2 separate regions of the Homo sapiens genome follow, and region 1 is linked to region 2. The links are chromatin loops, found by intact Hi-C in ENCODE. Cell type or tissue: K562. All regions are shown on one strand. Links, peaks and the distances in the headings refer to the core of each region. The heading gives the core; the rest is flanking DNA. Region 1 overlaps CSRP3-AS1 (CSRP3 and E2F8 antisense RNA 1). Region 2 has its middle 10 kb from the start of MRGPRX2.

The links. Peaks named below come from ENCODE experiments on the same cell type or tissue, not always from the same donor. Only the 100,000 strongest peaks of a DNase experiment are listed, where the experiment ranks them.
Region 1: it touches region 2 in a loop (2.3-fold over the local background); 2 of 110 quality-filtered maps call a loop at or near these places.

The regions. Positions count from the first base shown.
Region 1 is chr11:19,212,213-19,223,730 of GRCh38, reverse strand. All of the region lies in intron 1 of CSRP3-AS1 (CSRP3 and E2F8 antisense RNA 1), which reads right to left. Among named protein-coding and RNA genes, the nearest start is that of CSRP3, 16 kb to the right of the region's middle. In K562, for the core only: no CTCF peak of the experiment used is centred there; a DNase peak (open chromatin) is centred at 4,790; H3K27me3 peaks cover 2,368 bases.
Region 2 is chr11:19,065,273-19,076,790 of GRCh38, reverse strand. No RefSeq gene overlaps it. Among named protein-coding and RNA genes, the nearest start is that of MRGPRX2, 10 kb to the right of the region's middle. In K562, for the core only: a CTCF peak has its summit at 5,436 (motif pointing left); a DNase peak (open chromatin) is centred at 5,410.

The DNA.
Region 1 (11,518 bases), core at 1,388-9,387, 150 kb before region 2:
ACTCAGAGGTGGGTCTGTACCAGCTCTCTTAACATACTTCTTGGATGGCCCAGCTCCAGGGACAGGAAAACGGCAGTAAGGATTCTAATGTCCTCCACACCTGGAGAACCCCCAGGAGCTCCAAGAGAAGGGACAAGTTCCAGTGTGTTAAGTGTGCATCTCTTTGACCCGTTTGTTATGGGAAGAACTGCACCTTGAGAATTGACAAGTGCTTTCCCTGGTTAGGGTCTTAAAGGAGCATCATAGTATCTATTTCCTACATGTTTACTATATGTAGACAGGGTTATACGTTTTAAATGTATCATATCTGTGAGCTACAACTGAGGCTCACAGGGATTAAAGCAACAAGTCCATGGTCACACTGCTAGTGTATGCAAGTCTCAGCTCATGTCTATTGGACCTCATTATCCATTGCCCATTTACTTCTAGAGACATGCCTAGCAGCTCTAGTAGGAATCAAGCACATTGATTCAGGGTAATCTGAGCATTAATAAAGTCAGCCCTTTCAAATACACATGTTTTGTTTGCACAACCAAGTACAGCTAGAAGAGGGCAGATTTGCACCTTGACCTAGAAACCCCTCTTCCTCCACCACTAGAGAACCAATATGAACTATTTCCTCCAAAGTACCTTTGTTTTTATCCTTCTTAGAGAACAGGTGAATGGTCTCTGATTTAAGAAATGGCCCCTGCCTTCAAGGTGCTTATAGTTGAGAAAGATAGTATGTACACATGAATAAATAAAGCATTTCCATGCAATAAAGAGAAAAGATAAGTTGCCCAGTGGTAGATAAAGACAAAATATATAGTTCTGTAGAGGCTACTAGATTTAATTGGTTACACGGAACTATGAGAGAAACACCAAGACAGACAGCTGCTGTGTCTCTGAGGAGGTTCTTACGTCTCCCTCCCACTTCTCCTCTGTGGTTGAGCTAGAGAGATTGGAAGCCAAGGTTTTGTTTTGTTCCCCTCATCAATTCTCCACATAAAGAATTACCTTCCTGGGGAAATTAGACGCATAGGAAGAAGGGAGGTGTTAGATTTCCAGGCAGCTCTGGACACTGTCCCACCCAGTACTGCTTCTCTGACAGGTTTGTGAGGTTGCCCCTTGATCCCCACCTCCTGGTGTTTACACCCTTGTGTTCTCCCCTCCCCTTGAGTGTGGCTGGGACCTGTAACTTACTTCTAACCAATAGGATACAGTAAAGGTGACGGGGCGTGTGACTGTGTGTGTGGTTATGTGGTCACATGTCATAAGACTGTGGTGCCCATCTTGCTGTAGTCTCTCTCCCTTGCTGGCTTTTAGGAATCAAAGCAGCCATGTCGGTGGGCCCAAAGTGGCAAGGGCCTGTGGGCAGCCTTTCAGCAAAAGGCAGGCCGTAGCCAACAACCAGCAAAAAACAAATCAGTCCTGCATATGGCCACAAATTCTGCAAACAACCTGAATGAGCTCAGAGTGGCTCTTTCCCCAGTCAAGCCTCAGATGAGACCACAGCTCCCAGTTCCACTTTGATCGCAGCCTTATAAGACCCTACAGAGGACCCAAACTGAGCCATGTATGGATTCCTGACACACAGAAACTATGAGACAATAAACATGTATTTTAAGATATAAGTTTGTGCTAATACTGTTATACAGCAATAGATAACTATTATAGCCACATAAACCCCCATTGTTCACAAAAGTCTTCCAGGTTTGTCCTATTATTGTTCATTGGTTTCACAGGCATTCATAGAAGGAAACATCGCTAAGACGTGGTAATTCCAACGGCTTTAATGGGAGAAGCACTCTCCATTTGTTTTCAAAGCTGGAAGCAACTTTAAAGATACTAGGTAGTAGCACAGTAGTGGACAAAGTTATCTGGCCAGCATGCAATGGGAAAAGTTTCTTTTCCCAAACTGCCTCCTTATTTCCTCTAAGGAATGACATTTTCCATGTTGGATGGAGCCCAGTGGACTGTAAATGTAACATCCAGCCTGGGCCAGCCCCCCGGGATTGGATGTTCCATCTCATCCTAGCAGTGTTGTTCTTGCTGTCTGTCCCTGCTGCAACTGTTGCTGAGGCTCCTGCTTCCCAGCCTCTGAAGTGGCCATGGCACCAGCCCATCTTCAAACCAGATTTTCAGCCATCCGCTGAGTCTGGGCCTTTGCTATCCTTCCAAGAGTTTCTTTTGCTTAATGTTGCCAGTCATTTCTGTGGCTGGTAGCCAAAGGGCTCTTACCAGATCACAGAAGGAAACCCAGAGCAAAGGCTTCCTAGTTCTCAGACTAGTTGTTCCCTGTTCCCTGGGCCTGGCAAAAGTCAGCCAAAGAATGAATAGAAAAGGCCTTCAGAAATGCTTATCTCGCCAGGAAATGCAAGCAACTCACCTATGCTCAAGTGGATGTAAAGTACAATTTCAGATACCAGAAAGGGAAGTAGTTGAACTAATAGATTCAAGAAACCCAGGAAACTCAAGCAATAGAATTTGATGAAAAAAAAATTTGTTAATCGACTTTAAAGCAAGTTCTCTCAGTCTTGTCCTTCCCAAGTGATTAGTGTTTCTGAAGATAAAGGATAAAGAGATTTTCAGAACTTAAAGCAGATAAGCTGCCTGAGCAATCCTACTAATTATATAAAAGAATGTGAGTTGACTGCAGATTCTTTACAGTACTTATCAGTAGTAGTTTTCATATCTTGAGGGCTTAAAATAAGAGATAAGCTCAAAGGAAATGTGTTATTATTTTAGGTTGACAAAAGGTATCAATTTCTTAGTCAACTTTTTAGGAAGTAGTTTTACATTTTAGTCTCCCATTTGAGTGAACACAGGCCAGTGACTTGCTCAATCAAATCAGCGGCTAAATGAGGACTTGTTATGATTGTCAACATTTTGTAGAAAAATGTAGGTAAGGAATATATTATCGTGTCCTCCAGCAGTCAAGTAATCAAGTGCATTTTTAAAAGGCCCTGTATATACTGAATTCTTTTTCAAGTATTTACTAGTTTTTACCATATGCTCAGCACTGTGTCATGCAAAACAATGCCTATATTATCCTATTTTGTTTCATAAAAATATCCTCTATGTGTGAATCTTCTAGAAGTTCATCGTGAATAAGAACAATTTTGTTACTATGAATTAAAATCTTTCTAAAATGATAATATAGCTCCCCATTTCCTAAATAGAGCACTGTACTTTGACTATAATTTAAACTTTTCTTCACATTTCAGAAATTCATGAGCACTGTTGCTTTGTTAAATTCAAATTCAACAAACACAGTTTAAGCCACCTATGATACCGTAATGCCTTCAGGGGCTAATAAATGTATAGGTCCACATCTTTTTCAAATTAATGGCTCCAGAATATTTTCCTTTTCAAGTTCTTTTTTTTTTTTTGTGGTTGTCTGTCTCCAACTTTGATATCAGCTTCTACTTGTCTTGCCCCTCTATCCTACCTTATGTATTATTTATATCTCAGATAGACATGTATATGTATATATGTTTTTATATGACTTTAAGTACATATATCTAAAAATATTATATGTAGCATCTCTTTTGCTTTATATGAATATGTACAGATATGTATTTATATGTAAAGATTCATGAGTACATATATATGTTTGCTTCCCTCCTATATGGCAAAATACCTTTATGGAATTGTAATTTATCTCTTCTGACCCAGGAAAATTGAAGGATCCCCAGGGAACTCATGTTACCAAACTCACTTTTCTAAACCAATAGATCTTGCATGTCCAAGTCAATAGATTTTGGTCTAACTGCCTAAGAAGGGCTCCATCCCTCTCCTGCAGGAAAAGGCTATGAATTGATGGCAGATGTTTCCCATGCCAATCAGTGTTTTTTATCACTATCCAACAAACTGGAACTTGTCAATACTTGCAACTAGGACCACGATGAAATGCCAGGAATGCTAAATATAAATTACATACCTATATTCATTATCAAAATTCAACACTTCCAGCGGCGTCCAAGGGAGAGAATACACTCATGGGCTCTTAGTTTCTATTTCTAGTTGAACCAGTAAAGCCCCTTTCTCACCCCTCTTTTCTGCTTATCACTAGAGACAGAAACTAAAAACCATAGCTTCAGGCTGCTCAAAGCCTAAAACTAAACAAAACAGAACAACAGCAAAATAAGGCGGGTTGAACAAGTTGGAGTTTGATAAAGTCATTTCTACCTGGAGACATTCTGAGAAAGAGGACAGGTCCTATATGACCCAGGGGAACAAGTGGCACTTGGGAGAGAAAAGGAATAATTTTTATTGAGCATCTACTATTATATCTACTTCCAAAGAGTATTGCGAGGTAGTTATTATTGGCCCCATTTTGAGGAAGTTAATTTCAGAAAGCTTGAGGGACAGACCCTGTGCAGCGCCAGCGTGTGCGTGCAGCTGTGCCTGGAGCTGAGGCCCGCACTCCAGAGCTTGGGCCGCCTGGCATCGTCATGCGTGTTCAGACTGTGGTGAGGCAGGCTGATTCCAGATTGTTCATGGCAAATGAGAACAGTGCTTCCATGGCATTAGTCCCAAGGCGTGGCCGCTGTTGCTATTTCAGGCTCTAAACTTGAGGTGATTTATTCCGTATCAAGTTGCTTAAGCCAGAACATTTCACGAAAACCCCTTCATGTTATGGTTGTGATTTTGAGCACCAAAGAGGAGTTTGCACACCATGTTGGAGGGAGAAAGGAAACAACCACCATTCCTCTCAGAAGGCCAGGGCAATGTGATGCAATGACGACACAAAAGTGTCCCTGACTCCAGCTGCCTGGCTGTCCTCCAGGTTTTGTCCACAGCCTCCTCCTGAGGGCGGGTCCTGCTGAAGAGCAGCTGCTCCAGCCCTGTCACCAGAAGCTTCCATGCAGACCCACAGAGGCACCAACCCCCTATATATTCCTCTACCACCAGCTCCTCCCGCACAGTCCCTCTGTGGTGGCTGGACATGCTCAGCTTCTCAGATTGTCCGGTTTGCGACTCCGATCTTCCAACGAGCCCTTTCCAACCTTTATTCCCCCAGTTTCTCTCACAATTGTGTAAGATCTGATTTCTGTAAGAAATCATTTACTTCATAACTCATAGAGATTCCGCTTCACCTGATTAAGCCCTGGCTATACAATACCATGTGGCACTTTTGAGAGGAAATGGGGCGAAAAAATTTCCAGAGAGAGCCAAGGGCCATCCACTTCCCAGTGCCCAGAGAATACGATGTGCCAGCAAGTTGGCACTTTGCAAGTTCTGAGCCATTTTAGTTGCCAGTATTTTCATAGCTGCAAATCCAGGAGCTGAAACATTTTAGGTCAAAGCACCCTTTACAAATGCCTTGCATGGAGCTCAGCCACTGCCAACTGCAGCTATCTGACCTGTTGTTGTTAACATGCTCAGAGGCTCTGCATCCAACATCTCACTTGACTCAACTCAGAGAAGTAAGACATGCACAACCTAGGAGCCAAAATCTGGCTTCAAGCCCCAGTTCAGACTCGCTAATAAGGCACTTAACCTGTCAGGGCTGGTTTCCTCTTGCATCCTTATAGAAGTGATCCCAAGGAGATGATTTCTGAGGTCCTTAGAAATAAATTTTTATGAAAAGCAAATTCAAACTCTCTGGCGATTCCTAGCACATAAGCAGAACCTGCGCTCAACCAAAAGAGTTTTATCAAATGTATGGGAAAGAGCTGATCCTAGGGAGGAAAGGAGGCTCTTAATGAAACCACTAATCTTCGGACTTGAGCACACATGATATTCCTCTTGGCAAACACTATATAAGGCAGATTTAAATTTTATTGCCGCTATTATTGCAAGAAGTTGTTATTTCCATGAAACTAATCTTACAGATTGGGAGACCATCCGTTCTCCTTTTGGTTTTAATATCTTGACCTTGCTATCAGTTACATATTTTTAATCTTCTCTGGGACCTTTGTCAAGATGACCTATGTGATCTACAGCTTCAGCTGAAATTTTGAGAGAAATGAATAGAATGGCACCTCATTAACAAGCATCTTTGTGAATGGGATATTCTGAATAATATAGAGCCTAAGGATCTCAGGGCTGGAAAGGACCCTGGAGATCGTCTTATCCAGGGCTTCACAAACTTCCAAGCTTAACCCTGACTTTGGGCCCCCAAATCAGTCCCAGGTTGGCTGTATTAGAAACACCAGAAAGCATCTTTGACAGATTCTTGGGCTTCTAATGGAGATGGGTCTAGGGTAGAACCCTTAAATCTATATTATTTCAAGCTTCCCAGGAAGCCAGCCATGGTAGCTTACACCTGTAATGCCAGCATTTTGTGTGTCCGAGGCAGGAAGATCACTTGAGCCCAGGAATTTGAGACCAGCCTGAGCAACATAGTGAGACCCATTTCTACAAAAAATATTTTAAAAATTACCTGGTCATGGTGGTGCATGCCTGTAATCCCAACTACTCAGAAGGCTGAGGTGGGAGGATCACTTAAACCTAGAAGGTAGAGGATACTGTGAGCCATGATTATACCACGGCACTCCAGCCTGGGTGACAGAGTAAGATCCTGTCTCAAAAAAATTATGTAAATAAACAAACAAAGTGTCTCTGGTAATTCTGATTTGTTGCTAGGTTTGATGACTAATGATCTGGGAAAATCACTGTCCAGTATTTAAATTGCCATTACAGAACTAGTGCTAAACACGACAAAGTAAGCCCATTACAGCCTATCTCCTCCACTGATTATAACTAAAATCTCTGGGCAGAATACAAACACTATTACCTGAGAGAAGAATAGCTTGTATGCCAGGGAGCTTACTGGGTTTTTCTTTCCTTCTTTACCTCTTGGCTTTGACATTGGAACCACCACCCTCAGAAGGCAAGACACAACTTGTGGTATGAACTTAACCAGCCTGGTTGCCTACCAAAATAAACAAAAGTCAACATTCTCCGGATTATTTTAACAGCACCTTTGACTTGTTTCCAGAACATACAACAAACTCTCAAAACTCTACAATAAGAAAACAATCCAATTTTTAGATGGATAAAAGATTTGAATAGTCACTTCACTGAACAAGATGTATAGTTAGCAAAAAAGCACGTTAAAAAATGCTCAACATCAGCCGGGCGCTGTGGCTCACGCCGGTAATCCTAGCACTTTGGAGGCTGAAGCAGGCCGATCACAAGTTCAGGAGATCAAGACCATCCTGGCTAACACGGTGAAACCCTGTCTCTACTAAAAATACAAAAATTAGCTGTACGTGGTGGTGTATGCCTGTAATCCCAGCTACTTGGGAGGCTGAGGCAGAAGAATCACTTGAACCAGGGAGTCAGAGGTTGCAGTGAGCTGGGATAGCGCCACTGCACTCCAGCCTGGTGACAGAGAGACTCCGTCTAAAAAAAAAAAAAAAAAAAAAAAGCTCACCATCATTATTTATTTATTAGAGAAATGCAAATTAACATCACACTGAAATACCACTACACATCTGTTAAAATGGCTAAAACTTAAGAAACAGCAAAATGAGATTGATCACAGCAAACGCTGGTGAAGATGCAGAGCAACTGGACGTGGTTAGTGGGAACCCACAGGCACTTTGAAACATGATTCGGGAGTTTCTTATGAACTTGCACATAGACTTACCATATGACCCAGAAATTCCACTCAGATATTTACCTTCAAAAATGAAGAGTTATGTGTACAAAAAACAATGCTGTATATTAATATTTGTAGCATATTTATTCATAATTGCCCCCAAACTGGAAACAAACCAAATAACAGCCCTTTATCCTGCTTGGTGTTCTCTGAGCTTCCTGTATTTGTAGTTTGGTGTCTGACATTAATTTTGGGAACTTTTCAGTCTTTACTGCTTCAAGAATTTCCTCTGTTTCTTTTTCTCTCTTCATCTGGTGTTCTCATTGTATGTTCTTTAAATCTTTTATAATTGTCCTACAGTTCTTGGATATTATGTTCCACTTATCATAAGTCTTTTTTTCCTTTGCTTTTCAGTTTGGGAAGTTTCTATTGACATAGCCTCAAGCTCACTGATCCTTTCATCAGCTGTGTCCAGTTGGCTAGTAAGCCCATCAAAGTCCTTCATTTTGATTACAGAGTTGATTTCTAACATTTATTTTATATTCTTTCTTAATATTTTCATCTCTCTGCTTACATGACCTATCTGTTCTTGCATAGTGTGTACTTTTTCCACTAGACTCCTTAATATATTAATCATAATTGTTTAAAATTCCTGTTCTAATAATTCAAACATCCCTGTCATTTCTGAGTCTGATACTGATGCTTGCTCTGTCTCTTCAAACTCTGTTTCTTGCTTATTAGCATGTTCTTGTAATTTTTTGTTTAAAGCCAGCTATAATGTACTGGTTAAATTAACTCAACACTAGTTCCCACTGAGATTTCTGCTCCAGTAAATTGTGGGTTCTTTGATCCATTCTCTGCCCAAATTGGGGAGAGCGGTTTGTCCTGTGATTTCAATTATTTCATGGAGCTAAGAAGAGCTGTTAGTTTTCAGTTTGTTCAGCTTTTTACTTGTTAGGATAAAGTGATGACTTTTTTTTTTTTTTTTTTTTTTTTGACAGTTTTGCTCTGTCGCCCTGGCTGGAGTGCAGTGGCGGGAGCTCAACTCACTGCAAGCTCCACCTTCCGGGTTCACGCCATCCTCCTGCCTCAGCCTCCCAAGTATCTGGGACTACAGTTGCTTGCCACCACGCCCAGCTTTTTTTTTTTTTTTTTTCCCAGTACAGACGGGGTTTCACCGTGTTAGCCAAGATGGTCTCGATCTCCTGACCTTGTGATCTGCCCACCTCGGCCTCCCAAAGTGCTGGGATTGCAGGCATGAGCTACCACACCTGGCCTAAAGTGATGACTTCTAATCTCCTAAAATGTTGGGCTAGAAGCCAGAAGTCCCCCGAGTATTCTTCAGCTGGTGAATGAATGGGCATGGTGGCACAACCATACAATCAACTACTACTCAGCAATAAAAAGGAACAAACCATGGATGAGTCAACAGTGTGGATGAATCTCAAATGCACTAAGCTAAGTGAAAGGAACCTTATTCAAAAGGCTAGCTACTGTGTGATTTCACTTATATGACCTTCTGGAAAAGGCAAAACTATAGGGATAGAGAGCAGATCAGTGGTTGCAAGAGCTTAGGAATGGGAATAGGTGTGACTACAAAAGAGTAGCTCAAAATAATTTTGGGGTGATGGTAGAACTGTTCTGTGTGTTGATCACAGTGGTGATTATGTGAATCTGTGCATTTGTCAGAACTTATGAAACTGTAATAAAAAGTACATACATTTAAAAGCATTTTAAAATTGCCATTACAACACCGCCATCCAGGTTGTTTCCAGGCTCTACTTGAAGGGTTCCTAAGGTGGGGAATTTACTATTTTCAGAGACCAGCAATCCCATCAATGCAGAGCTTCCCAATCACTGTGCTGGGACTGGGTTACAGGTTGGCAAGATATTAATCATCTCAGCCCTTAGGCAGGTGGGAACCGCTGTGCTACTCTTTTTCACCATGGGCTGTAAACATTATTTCATTTTCCAATTGCTGTAAATTGAAAAAGGATGCACTACCTTCTCAGACACTAATTTTCCTTTACATTGAAACAATATCAGTCTATCTATCTGCAATGTCTATTGGTCCTAGTTTTTCCCTTTCTTGGAACAAATTTCTTCCCTCCTAATATATATGACAGTTCATTAGATATTTGAAAGTTTGCTATAAGTTTTCATATTCCTACCATCACCAATTCATCTTTGAATAAATGTGCCTGGTCCCTTGGACTATTTCTCACATGGCATGTATTTAAGATTATCAATCCCTGGAACATGATCTTCATTTCCAATATTTATGCCAATTGCCATAATAGAACATGATACTCGATTTTCTTAGCCTATGCCAGGAAAATTTTTTAATGAAGGTTATTTCATGATTTCTCCTTTCACAGGTCTAGGAGAGTATGCATAATGCAGTCTTTCTTTACAGACTGAAAATATTATAGGGTCTGATGGTTGTTAGGTTTTGTGGTCTACCTGTACTGGCCCTATAGCTTCTGGAACTTCTTATTGCACTTTCAAATTCTAGCATTTGGAGACAACTCACTAGAAGAAACTCATAGAGAAACATCACCAAACAAGTCAACAATAACTATAACACAGCCTCCAGCACCATATCTCAGCCTCTGTAAAAGGGACCACATATATAAAAAGATCCACAGTTGTCATACTCTATACTTGGCCCCTTCCTAGCACCATGTCATCCTGTGACCAGAGCTCCTTATTGCCTTAACCACTTTCTCGCAAATACTCATGAGGCAAAATCCTCCCATCTTCTAGGAGACAGGAAACCTTTCTTAGGTTCCAGCTAATCTTCTCAGGAAAGTGTTCCTCACTCACACACATACACTTAGTTCCCCAGACTAAACACCTCACCATCTACTTAGTCTACATTCCGCTGGCGAAGGTTGCCGTGACAGTAGGTATACTCGGTGAGAAATAAATGTCATATCCTATGCACTTGTGGGATATTAGTTGAAGTCCCTTAACCTATGGCATGAGATATAGCAAAATTTAGGAAACAGGGTTGAAGTCTGCCACCCCAGGACATTCCCTCAATGAATATTTGAAATGCACATTCAAAGTTATAACTCAAATTTGAACACAGGTGATTTTTCTAACTTCTATTTCTACTAATTCATAAGTTCAGGAAATACAAATAAAATAAATCCTATTTCTGTGGACTGGGAAGACATTTCTGGATAGTTAATATTTCTGCTAAAGCAATTTAAAAGTGGAATTTAGCTTGAAAAGGTATATTTTAAAAAGGAAGAACATTTTTGCAGTGTTCTGCAAAAAAAAAAAAAAAACCTGCAAGAGATGCTGTCAAGAGAATGGGAAGACAAGCCACAGACTGGAATAAAATATGAAAATATGCAAAAGGCACATCTGATAAAGGACTGTTATCCAAAATATAAAAAGAACTCTTAAAACTGAAGAATAAGAAAATGAACAACCCAATTTAAAAAATGGTCAAAAGACCTGAACAGACACCTCACCAAACATATACAGGGAGCAAATAAGAAAATGAAAACATGCTCAATATCATATGTGATTAGGAAATTGCAAATTAGAACAACAATGAGATACCACTACACGTGTATTAGAATGGCCAAAATTCAAAACACTGACAACACCAAACGCTGGTGAGGATGCGGTGCAACGAGGGCTTTCATTTATTGCTGATGGAAATGCAAAATGGCACAGGCACATTGGAAGACAGTTTGGCAGTTTCTTAGAAAACTAAATTTACTTTTATCATATAATCCAGCAATCAAACTATTTGGTATTTACCCAAATGAGTAATGTCTGCACAAGAACTATGTCCTCATGAAAATCTGCACACAAATGTTTATGGCAGCTTTATTCATAATTGCCAAAACTTGGAAGCAACCAAGATGGTCATCAGTAGTTGAATACATAGATAAACTGTGGCACATCCAGGCAGGGGAATATTATTCAATGCTAAAAAGAAATGCACTCTCAAGCCATGAAAAG
Region 2 (11,518 bases), core at 1,240-9,239:
ACAGAGAAGCCAGTGTGACAAGTGGCAAAAGCAAACAGAAGTATTCCAGTGAGTGAGGATGGAGGGTGAGGCACCTCTGGGAGCACGCATATCATCCAAGTAGGAAAACGGGGTCTGTTTCACACTTTCAGGAGACTTAATTCTCACCCCTGCACCCACCTCCCACAGCCAGTTCTTCAGCAAATCCAGTTGGCTCTGCCTCAAACCATCCACTTTCCTCATCCCTATGGCCATCCCCAGCCCTAGTTATCACCCTCTTCTGCAATAGCTTCCTAGTGGATCTCCTTGCCCCTTGCAAGGCATTCTCCTCTCCACAGAAAAGTGATCTGCTTAATGTAAATGAGAAAATCAGATGGTGCCTCTTCCTTGCTTAGAACTCTCCAATGGCTTTGCACTTAGAATAAACCTCCCCTTAGGTCTGACTTATCCCTGCCTCTGCTCCAGCCACAGTAAACTCTAATCTCTTTCCTGCTTCAGGACACTTGCACTCGCAGTTCCCTACACCAGGAACATTTTTTCCTTGGTTTTTGACAAATCTGGTTCCTTTTCATCCTCCTGGGCTCAGCTTAAACTTCTCAGGGAATCCTTCCTTGACCACTCCATCCAAAGGAGCCCCCAAGTGACTCTCCATCACCTTGTCCTATTGATTTCCCTCATGGCAGCTATGATAATGTGTCATTTTTCCATTTATTCATTATTTTCTTACTTTTCATCTTTTTTCACATTGTATTTGAGGTCCATGAGGGCAGAGACCATAACTCTTATTCACTGCTGGATCCTCAGTGCCTGCAGAGCTCCTGGTATTTGCGTGATATTTGAGGAATGAATGAATGAGCCCTAGGAGGTAGCAGTCAAGATGGAATCTAGGAATTATCTAGCCCAACAGCCCTCAAATTCTGTTTTTAGCACAGAAGCTGTTTCCAAATGGACTCTTACACAGAACCTAAGAATGAAGCAAGACACAGCAGACATGAGCCCTGCCCTCCTGGCTCTGTCTCCATGTCGCCAAGAGCCCTGGCTGAGCCAACGACACTGGCAGCTCTTGAGAAACACCTCCCAGGTGGCTAAGTCCTCATGAATTTTCCCTCAGCCCATGTTTCTCTGACTTCCCCTGTTCTACAAATGAGAACAGAGGCAGAATGGAAAATAATATTTTAAATTGCCATCAGCAGTTTGGGGGGTGGGTAGAGTTAAATATATTAGAGAAAATTTTCATGGGGGAATGTATTTGGGAACACTTCTGGGGTGTGAGTGAGCTCTGTGGTTTTTACTTCAGAGCACCTATGTGGGCTCAGGCACATTTGCAAGAATTTCTGGAAGCCCTGTGTGCCCCAAAGAGGGAGCAGAGACCAGTTACTCTCCTGCCATCCTTTTCCTTCTCCAGAACATTGATGTGCCCTTTCAGGTGCCAGGCAGCACAACTCAGTGGGCACAAAAAGAGGGTGAGTCGGCAGAGGCCTGCTGTCCAGGTGTCCTGGGAAAGTCCTTAGCTGTGTTCACATCATTTATGACCCAGTTCGTATATTCTCAACTCACCTTTTTACCTTGGCCATTGATGTGGCAACCAACTATATGCAAATGTAGCCTGACTGCTGTCCAGAATGTCTCTTGATTTCTGTTTGTTTTTTTTGAGACAGAGTTTTGCTCTGTCACCTAGGCTGGAGTGCAATGGTGCGATCTCGGCTCACTGCAGCCTCCACCTGCCAGGTTCAAGCGATTCTCCTGCCTCAGCCTCCTGAGTAGCTGGGATTACAGGCATGTGCCACCATGCCCGGCTAATTTTTGTATTTTTAGTAGAAATGGGGTTTCACCATGTTGGCCAGGCTGGTCTCAAACTCCTGACCTCAGGTGATCCGCCTGCCTCGGCCTTCCAAAGTGCTGGGATTACAGGCATGAACCACCGTGCCCAACCATGTCTCTTCATTTCTAATGGCTACTTATCAGCTGTGTGATCTTGGGCAAGTTGCTTAACCTCTCTAGGTTTCATCATCTGAAAAAGGGGGATGATAATGATACCACTTCATATGATTGTACCAAACAGTAAATGAGTTAATAAATGTAAAGTGCTTACAACAGTGCCTGACACAAAGCAAGTGCTATCAAAAAGATCAACATTGTTATAATAACTATTATTATTGTTGTTACTCTCGCTAGGGCTGAGCACTAGAAGAGGGAGACGGGGCTTCCTGTAGCTCCGAGTCTGCTAAGCAGGAGCCTGATTTGCCATGGACAGGAGTTGACTTCAGTCCTCAGGCTTGTGGGGTGGGGGCAGGGAGGACAGGAGCTACCATTTATTGAAGGCACAGAATCAAAGAATTCTCAAAACACCTTAGGGAGAAGATACTCTTGGTATCAAAGTGGTGCCATTGGTCTGGGGCAATAACCGAGGTTCATTGCCTCATTCCAAGGAAATCGAGGACATGGACACAAACGAGGAGTGAGTTTAAGAGCAGAGGTTTAATAGGTGAAAGAAAGAGAAAAGAGAAAAACTCTCTCCTGCAGAGAGAGGGGCTCCGGACTGGATCTTCCAGTTCCACGGTGAAATGCATGGAGGCGTTTTGTAGATGAGCTTGAGGAGGCAGTGTCTGATTGACATAGGGCATGAGAGATTGGTCAAACCAGGTGTGCTGTTTGCATAGCATGCAAAGAAGCTGGTCATCCCACCCTAATCTTTTATTATGCAGATGGGGTCTCTACCTGGCCGGTGCCATGTTGCCTGCTTTTTACTGCACATGTGGTGACAAAGGAAAGGGAAGAGGGAACCTCCGTGTTGAATATACCTGGCTTCCAGATATCGCTTTTCTATTGCCACAGCTGCCAGTATTTACCTATGTGAGCTTTTAGCTTGCTTATCTATGCTTGCAGCTTGATTTTTCAGGTTGCTTTTTCTTAGAAAAGAAACAAGTTAGGGGCTGCTTTTTATTAAAAGGAAACCTTACTGAGGACTCTCTTACCCTCACTATCTGCCTAAATAATTTCTTTCTAGTTCCTGTATCACTATCACCTTTTTAGAGATGAGGAAACCAAGGCTTCAGGGGGTTACAGGAGTCATCTGAGGTCATGTAGCCTGGAGTGTCTGAACCAGGGTTGCCCCTAGGCCCAGTGAGTGTGGCCCTGGTCCCTGTCGCCACCCTGCAAAAGGAAGGAAAGGGTAGTGCATATCCCTGTGGTTCCCAGAATGTCCTAGGGGAAGAAGGAAACTGCAAAGATGTACCTCTCAGCCCTTTGTGCCTGCTGGAAAATGCTGCAGGCAATATCCTATCAGGGTCCTGAGGGGAAGGTGGTGCTCTGGGCACTGCTTCCCTGACCTATATCCAGGAGGCTGGGCTCTGGGTGAGGTAGGTGGGGATGGGAATCTGTTGGGAAGAGCACTGGGCCAGGAGTCAGGAGCTGAATTTCAGACCTCACCCAGTGTGCCAGTTCCAGCACCTAAAACAAGGCCTATCAAGTAGCAAGGAGTGCACAATCAATATTCATTGAAGAAATGGATGAGTGAATCCATGAATGAATAACATAGGCCCTGCTCTCAGGGAGCTTTCAGCCTAGAGGAGCAGAGGAGACAGGTGCAGCAGCTACAGAGTTCAGATGAGGGGAGTGCCCTAGGACCTGGGTTATACCCCAAAACGGGAGCCTTCTGGGGCCTAACAGGTAAAGGGGACTACAGAAGGCAAAGAGGAGAGAGGAGTGCAGAGCACAGAGGCCTGCGGAGCATGGGCTTGGAGGCTGAGTAGGTTAGCACTTGAGAGGGATGTGAGAAACGGCTCACACTGTTCGGATCCTTATATTCTGGAACACATCCTGCCCCGACAAGTCCTTCCCTTCACTCTCTCAAAGCATAACTCCAAACTGTGCAGTTATCTGTGGATTGGGGTAAGCTTGGCTCCCCCACACTGATTTTCTAAATTTGGGCTGGACACAGGAGCTGGTTTGACACAGAGGCCCCACAGGTCTCCTCCATCCAACAAGCAAAGCCTGGGACCAGCCCAACCTTCAGGGAGTCGCCCTCAGCCTCCTGAGCTATAGGCCTTCACTGCACCCAAGTCTTCACTGACGCAGACCTCCACACTATGCCCTCCTCCCTGGCTGCCCAACCCTCCACCGTGGGGTCAGACACACCCTGCCCACCCCTGGCAGCTGGTCCCTACAGCCTCTCCCTGGCCCGCCCTGGCCAAACACTGGCAGAGGGAAGCCTGGGAAAACCAGACAGGCAGGACTTGCCAGATGGCAGCCAGGCCTGAAGGAACCTGGGGAGAAGAGGGTGACGTGAAGGTCACTGGGGCTCCCTGAAAGTCAGAAAGACATGGAGATCAGTTGTTGTTACTGAGACGTAATGGGCAGTAAGACTTACTCTTTTGTTTCCCAACAAATGACAGAATTATACCAGAAGTAATAACCCTTTCCATCTCTATAGGGCTATCGAGTCTCCAGCCCATGTTCACATGAGGTATCCGCTCTAACAGAGGAGCAGGAACAGAAGGGAACCTGGGGCGTACCTCCCTCCATCGCATAGCAGCAGGTGCAGGCACCGTGTCTTTGCCCAGTGCTTCCATCTGCTGTCCTCAGGCTATTGCCCTGCCCCAAAGCCTAACGTGGCAGACACGTGCTGAGCAGTTTCAGCTGGCCTTGGGGATTGGGATTTTAGGAGCAAGCTTCAGAAACCCTGTGGAAGACTGGGAAAGTCGGTGAAATAATAAAGATGGTCCTGACGATGACAGAGGGCACATTCTGATGTCACACGGCTTTAAGCATGTGCTAAGCACTCACATGTGCACCTTGAATACCTCACAACAGCCATCTTACTGATGGGGAAGCCAAGGACTGACTAGTAAGGTTAAGCAACATGACAGTAAGATTAAATTAGTAGTCCTAACCTGGATTCACAGACTTAGTAGATCGGGATTTGAGACCAGCATTTCAGTGGTTGATTAATAGACACTCGCAGGAGCTGCTGTACATGCTGCCATCCATGAATGCTCAGGTTGCAAAAATTACATGGGTCCCCTTCATTGCTCTACTTTAAATTGGGATGGATAATCTTGGCTACTCGGGAGGCTGGGGTGGGAGGACGGCTTGAGCCCGGGAGTTTGGAGATGCGAGCTATGATCCTGCCACTCCACTTCAGCCTGGGTGCAGGGGGAAACTTTGTCAAAAAAAAAAAAAAAAAAAAAAATAGAAAGGAAAAGAAAAGAAAATTGGCGTGGGTAAGTAGACAGTGAGTAGAGACCGGTTCCCAAACTTCACAGGGCATTCGTCTCACTTGGATTCATCTTCCTGTTCCCTCCCTCTGTCCTCACCCTCCCTCCCTATTCCCTCTTGCGCGCAGGCACACACACCACGCACAAACACACATCGGCTTGAGATCCCAAACTTTTTCCAGCAATGTCATTGACATGGGCCCCCTGCTGGCCAGTCAAGGGTTACCGCATACTAACAAAGCAATGATCCTTGACTACCACCTAGTGACGTAATGTGGTAACATTACATTTCTTTTCTATCCCTTCACAATCTGATGTGGTATTAAATATTTCGGCAACCGGAAGCCAAAATGTTAAGAGCTTGCTCTTTGTGCTCCCTGCTTCAGAATCCCTTAAAAAATTCCTCATTAAAGTATATAACAGTAAAATTTTGATGAAGTTGAAACTCTAAATTTAACTCAAAACTTGGCAGTGAAATTTGAATTAGAATAACAGGGGTACTATTTATCAAGCATCTATCAGCTAGGCATTGTACCAGTTGCTTTATATTGCTTAATTTACAATTTAATTTGATACTTCTATGAGGCATATCTTATATGTATTTAACAGATTTCAAAATTGGGGCTCTGAGAGAGAAAATAGCTTATTCAATATCAAACAGTTATTATGCAGAAGACTCAGGACTAACCAATACCGTCATTTATGAAGCATGCAAAAGTTAACCAAATGACTCTCAAAACACCCTTGGAGAACTACAGGATTAGTCCTATTTTAGGAATGAGGAATAGAGATCCAGGAAAGTTAAGGAGCTTCTTAAAGTTCACACAATGAGTATTGCAAAAAGTTAAGTGTCAGACTTCACTCCTCAGGAAGTGGAGTCTTTGCTGTGCTGCTCCTTGCCCCCCAGGGCCAAGACAACAGTTGTGCTCTGACATTTTAGGGTCCTCGCTGCCATTGTACCTGGCCTCACAGAGTCTAAAATATACCCCACCATCTCCAAGGTCTAGAGTCACCACATGGTTCCTCATCCCTGACACCTGAGTTGCCACCAAGCCCTATTGGCTCAGGGTCCTGAATTGCAGCCATATTCTGCTCCCCAGGCCCAAACCTCCAGAGCACTCCTTCTTCTCCTGAGTCAGACCAGTTCTTTGCCCTGGCCCCTAGAAGTAGAATTGCAGCTACAACCCAGCCCCTGAGCCCAAACTGCTAAAGGTGCCTCAGAGTCCCAGATCACGGCTCTCTGGACAACCTACATCCAATAAACACAGAGAGCAAACCTGCACCACAAGATCCAGGTGCCACAATAGGTTTGTGATACACTGAGCCTAGGACCCCAACCCCACAAATGCTCTAAGCACCTTCACCTGGAACCTAGTACCACTGCAGCTGCATGTAGGCCATGTCCGACCTGATACCGAGAAGGATTTTCTCAGCTAAGTCTCCACACTGTGGGGGAAATAAGAATAAGAGGACCCCAAAAGCCCTCGCTCATGAAGACTTTAACAACCTCCACCACTACTGCCACCGCCACAAACTTCTACAACCTAAGTCATTGAGGCACCCACAGTTATTCAGTGAGCCAACAAATGAGGAAGCTGCATAGAGATTATATCACTCAACTTACCCAAAAACAGAGTTGTCCTCACCAACCAGCACACCAAGACCAAACTGCAGGTGAAAGTCTTTCTCTGCAAAGATGATTCTAGAAAGTTTGGAAGAGGTAAATGTTCCATCAGATGCACAGATACAAGAAACATCATGCAGAGACAGAAGAAACATAAACAAGCAAGGAAATACGACACCACTAAAGGAATACAATAACCCTCTAGTAACAGACTCTGCTAAAAATGAAATTTAAAAATTTCTGGAAAAGGAGTTCAAAATAATGATTTTAAGGAAACTCAATGAGATACAAAAAATACAGATAGACAATTTAACAAAATCAGGAAAACAATTCATGATATGAATGAGAAATTTAACAGAAGGTGGATTTTTTAAAAAAATAAACAAACCCTGAAGCTGAAGAATTCAATGAATAAAATAAATAATACAATAGAGAGATTCAACAATAGACTTGATCAAGCAGAAGAAAGAACTCTAAATTCAAAGACAGATCATTTGAAATTATCCAGTCTGAGAAAAAAAAAAGAATGAAAAATAGTGAAGAAAGCCTATAAGACTTATGGGACACCATTAAGTGAACAAATATTCATAGTGTGGCGCTGGAAACACTGGATATCCACATGCAGTAGAATTAAACTAGATCCCTATCTCTTATATACAAAAGTCAACTCTGAATGAATTAATGACTGAAATATAAGACCTTAAACTATGAAACTATTGGAAGAAAACAAAAACATTGTATCAGAACATTGGTGTGGGCAAAGACTTTGTGAAGAGGACCTCAAAAGCACATGGATCAAAAGCAAAACTAGACAAATAGGATTGTATCAAACTAAAAAATTCCTGCACAGTGAAAGAAACAATCATCAGAGTGAAGAGACAACTAGCAGAATGAGAGAAAACATTTGCAAACTATTTATTCAACAAGGGATTACTATCTGGAATATACAAGGAACTCAAACAACTCAAAAGCAAAAACCAACCAAACAAACAAAAAAACCCACCAACAATCCAATTTAAAAATGAGCAAATGAGCTAAATAAACGTCTCTTAAAATAATACATAGGAATAGACAACAGGTATATGAAAAAAATGCTCAAAATCACTAATCATCAGAGAAATGCAAATCAAAACTACAATGAGATATCATATTAATACAGTTAGAATGATTGTTATCAAGAAGACAAAAAGTAAATAAATGCTGGTGGGGATGCAGAGAAAGGGAACTCCTATACACAGTTGGTGGGAATGCAAATTAGTGCAGCCATTATGGAAAACAGTACGGTGCTTCCTCAGAAAGCTACAAATCGAACTACCACATGATCCAGCAATCCCACTACTGGATATATATCTGAAGGGAAGGAAATCAATATGTTGACGAGATGTCTGCACTCTCATGCTTATTGCAGCACTATTCACAATAGTCAAGATATGGACTCAACCTGTGTCCATCAACAGATGAATGGATAAAGACAATGTGGTACATATACACAAGGGAGTACTATTCAGCCACAAAAAAGAAAGAATCTTGTCATTTGCAGCAACGTGAATGAGTCTGGAGGACATTATTTTAAGTGGAATAATTCAGGCACAAAAGGACAGATACCACATGTTCTCACACATGTGAAAGCTGAAAAAGTTGATGTCATAGAAATAGAGAGTAGAATAGAGGTTACTAGAAGCTGGGAAGGATGGACAGATGGATAGCCTAATTTTGGCTAACAGATACAAAATTACAGCTAGATAGGAGAAATAAGTTGTAGAGTCCTAGGGCAATGTAGGGTGATTATAATTAATGACAATTTACTGTATATTTTTAAATAGCTAGAAGAGTATATTTTGAATATTCCCAACACAAAGAAATGATAAATGTTTGTGGTGATGGATATGTTAAGGAACCCAATTTGATCATTATACATTGTATACATATATTGAAATATCACATTGTAAGCCATGGAGAGGGGCCTAGGTTGATGACTTCATCATAGTTATGAAAACTCTGGAAGCCACTAAGGATCTAAAAGATGAGAGTCATCCTGGAATCCAAGTTTGGCCTCAGAGAGAGGCCTATTTGAGCTCTCTACTCTCTTTGGTACTTGGAGGAGAGAAACCTCCATAGGCACCAGAGTTCTCTTAGTTTCAGATTCATCACAACTGTAAGGCATCCCATTTTACAGATGGGGAACTGAGATCAAAAGAGTTGCCATTTATGTTGGAGATCCCACAATCAGTAATTATCAAATTAGAAATAAACCACATATTATAAAACAATATCAATTGTGTATTTTGTATGCATATACTAAAGTATTTATGCAGTTGTTTCCATGTGGAAGTATAACCAGTGATTTATGTTTTCATCTATATTCTATATCTTGTACATTCAGCAGCCTGATAAGACTTTTCTGAAGCACAGACGTGATCAATTCATTTCCTAAATGGTTATCCTTTCTTCTCAGAAGGAGATTCTCATTTCGTATTATGGCTACAAGCTTAAAAGGAATGAAAGAGTTTAGAACAACTCATGGTGGAAAGTCTAACAGGAAAATGTCATGAAAATGCAGGACTTCAAAAGACCGAACCTTTAGTGTATTCTCATTCATGAGAAATACAACTGCCAAGAAACTGCCTGATGCACACTTGGCTCTGGGGAAAACAAAAACAAAAACAACAACAACAACATCAAAAGACAAAACAAAACCAAAACAAAAAGCTCTTCTTGAGAATTTATAACCATAAATCAGTATCACATTGTGATCCAAATTCATACAACCTGTGGTCTTCCTAAAATTTCAAATGACAAATGAGGTTTCTGAGGACAACCTGATACATGAAAGCACATTGGGAAGTTCCTCCAGTCAATTAGAAAAAGAAAACAGAAGACCTCTCTAAAAGAACTCAACTACAATTCAGGCCTTAAAGAATTTCCACAAATAAGCTCCCAAGGCAAGTGGCAACTCACAGTCAAAAATCACAAACAAATCACATGAAAGTGCCAGAAGAAATTACAGACAGTAAAGTCACACACACATAGACTTTAGCACTAGAATTATCAGATAATTATAATATTGCCATGCTTAATAGGATTAAAGACATAAAAGAAAGAATTGACAACACAAGTCAGCATCAAGAAATGAAAAAATGACTATGAAAGTAGAAAAACAAAATATCAAATAGATTAACCTTAAATGTAAATGGGCTAAATGTCCCAATTAAAACATATAGACTGCCAAATTGGATAAAGAGTCAAGACCCATTGGTGTGCTGTATTCAGGAGACCCATCTCATGTGTAAAGACACACATAGGCTCAAAATAAAGGGATGGAGGAATAGAATATTTACCAAGCAAATGGAAAGCAAAAAAAAACAAAAACAAAAACAGGGGTTGCAATCCTAGTCTCTGATAAAACAGACTTTAAACCAACAAAGATCAAAAGAGACAAAGAAGGCCATTATGTAATGCTAAAGGGATCAATTCAATAAGAAGAGCTAACTATCCTAAATATATATGCACCCAATACAGGAGCACACAGATTCATAAAGCAAGTCCTTAGAGACCTACAAAGAGACTTAGACTCCCACACAATAATAGTGGGAGAGCTTAACACCCCACTGTCAATAATAGACAGATCAATGAGACAGAAAATTAACAAGGATATTCAGGACTTGAGCTCAGCTCTGGACCAAGCAGACCTAATAGAAATCTACAGAACTCTCCACCCCACGTCAACAGAATATACATTCTTCTCAGCACCACATTGCGCTTATTCTAAAATTGACCACATAATTAAAAGTAAAACACTCTTCAGCAAAAGCAAAAGAATGGAAATAATAACAGTCTCTCAGACCACAGTGCAATCAAATTAGAACTCATGATTAAAAAACTCACTCAAAACCACACAACTACATGGAAACTGAACAACTTGCTTTTTAATGACTACTGGGTAAATAAAGAAATTAAGGCAGAAATAAATGAGTTCTTTGAAACCAATAAGAACAAAGACACAACATACCAGAATCTCTGGGACACAGCTAAAGCAGTGTTTAGAGGGAAATTTATAGCGCTAAATGCCCACAGAAGAAAGCAGGAAAGATCTAAAATTGACACTCTAACATCACAATGAAAAGAACTAGAAAAGCAAGAGCAAACAAATTGAAAAGCTAGCAGAAGGCAAGAAATAACTAAGATCAGAGCAAAACTGAAGGAGATAGGGAAATGAAAAACCCTTCAAAAAATCAATAAATCCAGCAGCTGGTTTTTGGAAAAGATTAACAAAATACATAGACTGCTAGCAAGACTAATAAAGAAGAAAAAAGAGAAGAATCAAATAGACACAATAAAAAATGATAAAAGGGATATCACCACTGAGCCCACAGAAATACAAACTACCATCAGATAATTCTATAAATGCCTCTATGCAAATAAACCAGAAAATCTAGAAGAAATGCATAAATTCCTGGACACATACACTCTCCCAAGACTAAACCAGGAAGAAGTCGAATCCCTGAATAAACCAATAACAACTTCTGAAACTGAGGCAGTAATTAATAGCCTACCAATCAAAAAAAGCCCAGGACCAGACGGATTCACAGCCAAATTCTACCAGAGGTACAAAGAGGAGCTAATACCATTCCTCCTGAAACTATTCCAAATGATAGAAAAGGAGGGACTCCTCCCTAACTCATTTTATGAGGCCAGCCTC